Linked DNA regions of Homo sapiens: region 2 is linked to region 1. The links are chromatin contacts, found by Hi-C or POLR2A ChIA-PET in ENCODE. All regions are on one chromosome and are shown on one strand. Each heading gives the region's core, a stretch centred on a gene start or an enhancer-like site at or near the end of the contact. The rest is flanking DNA. Distances are from core to core; before and after follow the strand shown.

The links. A loop is a pair of places that touch in the nucleus more often than their neighbours do. ChIA-PET counts read pairs that join two places held with the same protein, here RNA polymerase II (POLR2A). Pooled maps may share reads with other maps.
Region 2: POLR2A ChIA-PET joins it to region 1 with 10 read pairs in activated B cell. The contact joins the promoter of SLC45A3 here to the enhancer-like site in region 1. A Hi-C loop is called at or near these places in 2 of 37 single-sample maps with no recorded cell type and 1 of 50 pooled maps. POLR2A ChIA-PET finds 5 or more read pairs at or near these places in 2 of 52 experiments (WTC11 and activated B cell).

The regions. Positions count from the first base shown.
Region 1 is chr1:205,283,387-205,286,325 of GRCh38, forward strand. No RefSeq gene overlaps it. Among named protein-coding and RNA genes, the nearest start is that of NUAK2, 37 kb to the right of the region's middle. RefSeq lists an enhancer at 1,112-1,211. Within about 2 kb of position 1,550, at least 27 of the 41 ENCODE cell types and tissues checked have a DNase peak (open chromatin) inside an H3K27ac peak, as active enhancers do.
Region 2 is chr1:205,678,982-205,681,920 of GRCh38, forward strand. SLC45A3 (solute carrier family 45 member 3) reads right to left here and starts at 1,528. Exons shown (of 5, transcript NM_033102.3): 1 at 1,413-1,528. LOC105371701 (a long non-coding RNA gene) reads left to right here and starts at 1,389. Exons shown (of 4, transcript XR_007066825.1): 1 at 1,389-1,518. RefSeq lists a silencer at 1,073-1,292.

The DNA.
Region 1 (2,939 bases), core at 300-2,799:
GCCTGGGTGACAAAGCGGGATTCTGTTTCAAAAAAAAAAAAGAAGAAGAAAGAAAGAAAGAAAGAAAGAAAGAAGGAAGGGAAAGAAAGAAAGAGAGAGAGAGAAAGAAAGAAAGGAAGAGAAAGAAAGAAGGAAAGAAAGAGGCGACTGTGGAAAAGGATGATTAGGGACGCTAAGGAAGGTAAGAGGTATTTTATCCTTTTGTACAAATTTGCCTCAGCCTCAACTCCTCATCTCTGGTGACAAAAACGTTTCTTTCCCCCCGGGGACAGGGAGAAAAGGGAGGAGGTCAGAGTTTGTCTTTTGTATCAGCTGTTTTTCAAGTGAGAGTAACCCTTATGCTGAAATGGCATATTTTGGTGTGGCATATTCTGTCCCTCTTCAAAGATACATGAGACGACATATGCAAAGCATTTTGCATTGTAAGATGCTTATTACTGTCACTTCACAGATGGGAAATGAGATCTAGGCAACTCTCAGGGTCCAGCCACCAGAAGGTTGAGGAATGCGGGCTCTAACCTACATCTGTCGACTCCAAAGCCACACAGCCGCCCACACAAGGTAGCTCTTTTCCTCACCTCACCCCCTGAGCTCTGGAACACCTTTGTTCTGCCCAAACGAGAATGAAGCAGCAACGGAGGCAGCGGCAGGGGAACTGTAAGGTGGCCCCAAACTCAGACTGTCCCCAAGTTGGAGGCCTGCTAGGGCCTGGGAGCACAGCAGTCCCCCACCAGGGAGTCTTCCCTTCCCCACCTGCCCACTGCAGACTGGGCACCCCTGCTGCATGTGTCTGACCTCTGTGAACCTCAGTTTCCCCAACATACAATAACCCTGACAGTCTGTCATTCTGTGCTTCTGTGACGTCAGCCTTAGGAGTTATCAGGGACCCAAACTTGGGCTTCACAGGGGGCAGGATGGAGGCCCTGCCACTCGGACCAGACCAGGTTGTGGTGAGGGGCAAGGGTGGTGCCTCCAGGCACCAATCCAGAGTGACCTCACTCTCTGCAGGCTCCCCTGGGGCCCTGAGGGAGGGTGGGGTGCTGGACAGGCCTGCTAGATGGGAGCAGGTTTGGAAGGAGGTTTAGGAAGGGTGCGGTGGGGAAGGTGTGCCGCTCAGGTTCAGTGTGATCACTAGAGAGGGGCACGCCTGCCTGCATCGTCTGCCATGCCAGACAGGGCAGGACAGCTTCTCCCCCAGCCTGGGCCTTTAGGATCCACTGTGTGACCATCCTGAGCCCCTTAGCAAGGTGTGAGCGGGGTTGGACACCCTCCCCTCAACATCCATCTAATGTCAGCCACCAGCCCTGCCTTGCTGCATGATGGGAAATCAGGGTAAGGGAGCCAAACCCCAGCTGCTCTCAGAGCTGTGAGGACAAGAGTGGAAAACCTGCCCTCACAGGCCCAGCTGGCCAGAGGGCTTGTCTCTTTCAGTCGCCCTCCCCCAGAGGGAGCAGGAGCAGACAATGGCCACCATGACTCACCAGTGAGCCATCTTCCCCTCCCCACCCCTCCAGCCTGGCCCATGACAGCTTAGCTTGTCCTCCAAGGGAGCTGCAGCCCAGCCTCCCAGGGCCGCCAGCTTCCTCTCTCTTCACCCAACCTGGCTCCCCCCCTGCTTGTGCAACACCACATCAGAGGGTTGTGAAGTGGAGAGGGAGGAGTTTGACAGCTGCAGACCCAGGCAGACAGAGCAGACTCCTTTGTGAAGGAGATAGAGGCTGCAGGGGCCCAAGTCCAGCCTGTACTCCCCTGCCCTGACCCACAAGGCATCACCCAGTCTCCCCAAACCCTAGGGAAGTGGTCATTGTCATTTATTTGTTCCTTTCTTAGATAGAGCTTGGATCCTGTCTGCAATTTATTCCTTCCTGCAAAACCAAGTATGTGAGGCAGAGGAAAGTCCTATTCCATTCCAGGAGGGACAGGGCTCCCTGTTGGAAAGTATTTCCTTTTGCTAAGTTTCTATCTGCCTCCCGGGTAGACTCCACTAGGCAGTATTTCAAGAAGTTAACGCACTTCCAATCCCCATCTAACCTATATTCTTTGCCGCAAGCCAAATACCCTTAGTTCTTTCAGTCATTTCTCCTAAGACATGGATTTAAGACCTTTTGACAGCTTGGCCTGTATCCTCTGGAAACATTTCCATTTACCCAAGTTCTTCTTAAAACATTATGTCTTTGTCCAGGTGCAGTGGCTCACGCCTGTAATCTCAAAGTGGAGGCTGAGGGAGGAGCATCAGTTGGGTCCAGGAGTTTGAGATCAGCCTGGGCAAGATGACAAGACCCCATCTCTAGTTAAAAAAAAAAAAAAAAATTACTGATTCTCACCAAAAAAAAAAAAAAAGCCAGGCGTGAAGACATGGGCCACCTACTTGGGAGGCTGAGGTGGGAAGATCGCTTGAGCCTGGGAGATCAAGGCTCTTGAGCCTGGGAGATCAAGGCTGCAGTGAGCTGTGATCACGCCACTGTACTCTAGCCTACGCGACAGAGTGAGACTCCATCTCTAAAAAAACGAAACTAACCAACCAAAAAAAAAAAAAAACCACAAAAAGCATGTTGTTTTGAACAGAGCGCAGTGCTCCAGCTAAGGTCAGGCCAGCACAGAGGGTGCTAATGAAATTCACCTCGCAGGCTCTGGCACTGTGGTTCTCATGAGCTCTGTTAGCTTGCCGGTATTTTCAGACCCACATAGGCATGTCCTTGTTGAGCAGGTCACTTCGGTTCATGAATACGGCCACCAAGGATTTGAGGCCCCTCTGCCTGCCCCCCATGGAGGGAGCCCTAGGGCTCAGATGGTGGCTCTTAACAGACCTCAATGGTCTGATGAAAACTCTGCATCCTCTTCCAAGAAAAACGCATCTACTCAAAAATTCTCTATATGACACCAGGACTCCCTGCAGACCATCCTCAGACCCCAGGTTAGGAATTTCCATCTGGAAGCTG
Region 2 (2,939 bases), core at 278-2,777, 400 kb after region 1:
CCTCGGGCAGGTGAGTCTACACCAAGGCGGTCTCTGCTCTGAAAGGAGATCTGCTAAGTGCCTCAGGAAAGGTAGTCCGAAGCCCCTAGGACCTCAACCCCACCCCTGAGCAAAGGTTCCAGGACCCCAGCAAGGGTCACTGCGGGCCCTGGTCAACTGGCAATGCCCGGCTGCAGACTCCAGGGCAGCAAGACAGCAGCTGGGCTATTCTTAGTCCCTGCTCCACCGGGACCGGGTCTGTGTAACAGCTGAAGGGCGAGTCCTCACCAGGTACCCACCATGCCAAACCCCTCCCTACCCCCAACTCTGGCCCCTTGGAAAAAGAGGAAGCATAGGGAACACGCCCTGGAGTGGGGAAAAGCTGAGCAGGTCAAGAGTGTCTGTCAGGAAGATGGAGGCTGATTCAGAGGTCAAGGGCAAGAGCAACTCACAGGACTGCAGTGCCTGGGGGGAGCGGAAGACTACAGGAAGGCCTGACCCGCACTAGGGAGAAAGCATGCAGGTCCCTGGGGCTTTTCTAGCAAGCCTGCCTAGGCCCAGAGCTCTGAGAAGCTGCACGGGATGCCTAGGTACCACCACATCACACCTGTTTGCCGTTTGCAGAACTCTGTCCTTCCCCACCTGAGACCTGGGAGGCGAGGAGAAAACAGCGGCCTTTCTCTCCCCACAGAGGGGGAAACTGAGGCTGAAAAGGGGACACAGTAACACACACACACACACACACACACACACACACACACACACGGTCCAGTCCCAACTCTGTACCCAGAGCTCGCCCCAGTTCTAAGTCCAAGAGGGCTCAGTCCCCTTTCCCTGTCTTAATAACTCACTCTTCCTCAAGAAAGCCGGCCTGGGCCTGAGCACCCCGCGGCGCCGCGGCCGTCGGCTCCCGTCCCGGCTCCCCCAAGTCCCGGACTGTGCGCGCCGCAGTGACTCATCCTGCCCCTTTCCGGTGAAGCCCAGACAAGAGAAGAAAATAAACGCAACTTTCCAAAGAAAAGTCTGACACGGGAGGCTGCAACAGGAGCCAGCGGCCGGTCCGCCAGCCGTCGGCCCGGCCCGGTCCGGCCCGGCCCGGGGCTCCGGGGAGGGGCCGCTCCCCGCCCACACCGCCGCCCCGCCTGGGACAGCGCGGGCACCTCCTGCCTGCCCGCCCTCCGCGGAAGAAAGCACAGCTCAGCGGGGACCCGTGCAGGCGCCGGGCACTCGGCACCCGCCCCGGCAGAGCGTGTGGGACGCGCCCTCCTCTGGGATTCGCGCGGGGCTCGGCGCGCAGCGCCCCGGACGGCCACGGCGCAGCCCCATCCCGCGGGGCGCAAAACACGCGACAGCGCGGAGCTCGGCCGTGCACTGCTGCTCCCTTTCCCGCGCCGGGACCCTCACCCCTGGGAGAGGAGGGGGCGCGCTCCTACCTGGCCGAGGCGCGCGGCTGTCACCCGGAGCCAGCGCGTGCAGGCTGGTTCCGCCCCCCCTTCCTTGCCCCCCACGCGCGCCAGCCGGCGGCTTTTAAATCTCCAGGTTACTCCGCGGGGGGAGAGAGCATGCGCGCTGGGACTGCCAGGAGGGGGGCGGGGCGAGGCGGGACGGAGGTGGGGGGTGCTGCGAGGGGGGATAGAGGGGTGGGGCTGGTACCCAGGGGAAGAAAGCGGGAGGTCTCGAAGCTGGCTTTGTAGCCGCGCCGCGACGGGCAGCCCCCGCGTGGCTCCCAGACTGCCCTATCATTACCTAGGGCAGGGCACCGCCCCCTCTGTCGCTCGCCACCAAACATTTAGGTGAAAGCTACCCGGCTTCGCGGGGCACCTCCCCTCCCCTACTCGGAGCCAGTCTGCTGCGACCATTACCCAGGCGTGCCATTCTGGCCACCCGATCTCCAGGCAGAGCTGCTCCCTACCTGTCCAGGACCATCCCTTCAAAGGAGATGTCACATTCTCTCCGAATTACCCTTCTGCTCTTTGCTATTCTCCGACGCAGACAGAGCTAACTCAATCCCTCTTTCTGCGCTGAAAACCAAATTCCAATTTTTTTTCTTCTTAAGAGTGTGTACGGGGAAGAATGGATGATAAATTGCCAATGAAATGTTCTCTTTGTCAGCTGTTGAGCAAGGTCCGAACAGATACCTGTTCCAGAATGTCTTTGATGGAGTCCCAGGCTGGCCCTGGGGTTGGGGGTTGGGGGGCAGTTTTGTCTTTTTTTCCTCCATGGAGTTTTATTGGGTGGAGAGAAATCCAATTTAGTTGGATTGTTGACTTGAATACTACAAAGTCCCAGGAAGATGCCTTCGAAGGGGAAGACCTGGTTGGCCTTAGCCAACCAGGCACTGGGGCACTGGGTTCCAATGCTGGCCCTGTGTCAACAGCCGTATAACGTGGGCCAAGTCCCTTCCATGTTCTGGGCCTCTGTAAGAGGGGGTGAGCCAAATGATTTCTAAGGGCACCTTCCAGCTGAGAGGTAGAAGGAGGCAGAGAAGAAAGGGAGATAGAGAAGGGAGAGGAAATAGTGGCGCCCTGGTGGTAGTGGGGAACAGAGAGCAGGTGCCAGAGAGAGTTGAGAAGAGAAAAATCAAGAATCTACCTTCTGAGTCACTAAACAAGTTTAACTTGAAAACTGTCTCAGCGTTGCCTCCCTGGAGCAGACACACCTCTACCTGGGGACCCTCCTGGAGATGGCTTTCCAAAGTCTTTGGCATACCCTCTCGTGGCAAGCAGAGAGACTAGGGTGGAGTCCAGGGTCTCTGAGCTGGTGTCCCCTCTCCTCCAGGAAAGAGGTCAGGAGTCAGGGGAAATTTCAGGTCAGCTGGAAAATTACAGAGCCAGGAGAGAGTGGACGGTGGTATTTTGCAGGCTTGGGAAAGAACACTGGGAACATGAGAGAGTTGTCGCACCACAGACAAGTAAGAGCCCCCCTCTTCCTCCTGCCTCCCACCACTTCTTTCCAGGGGC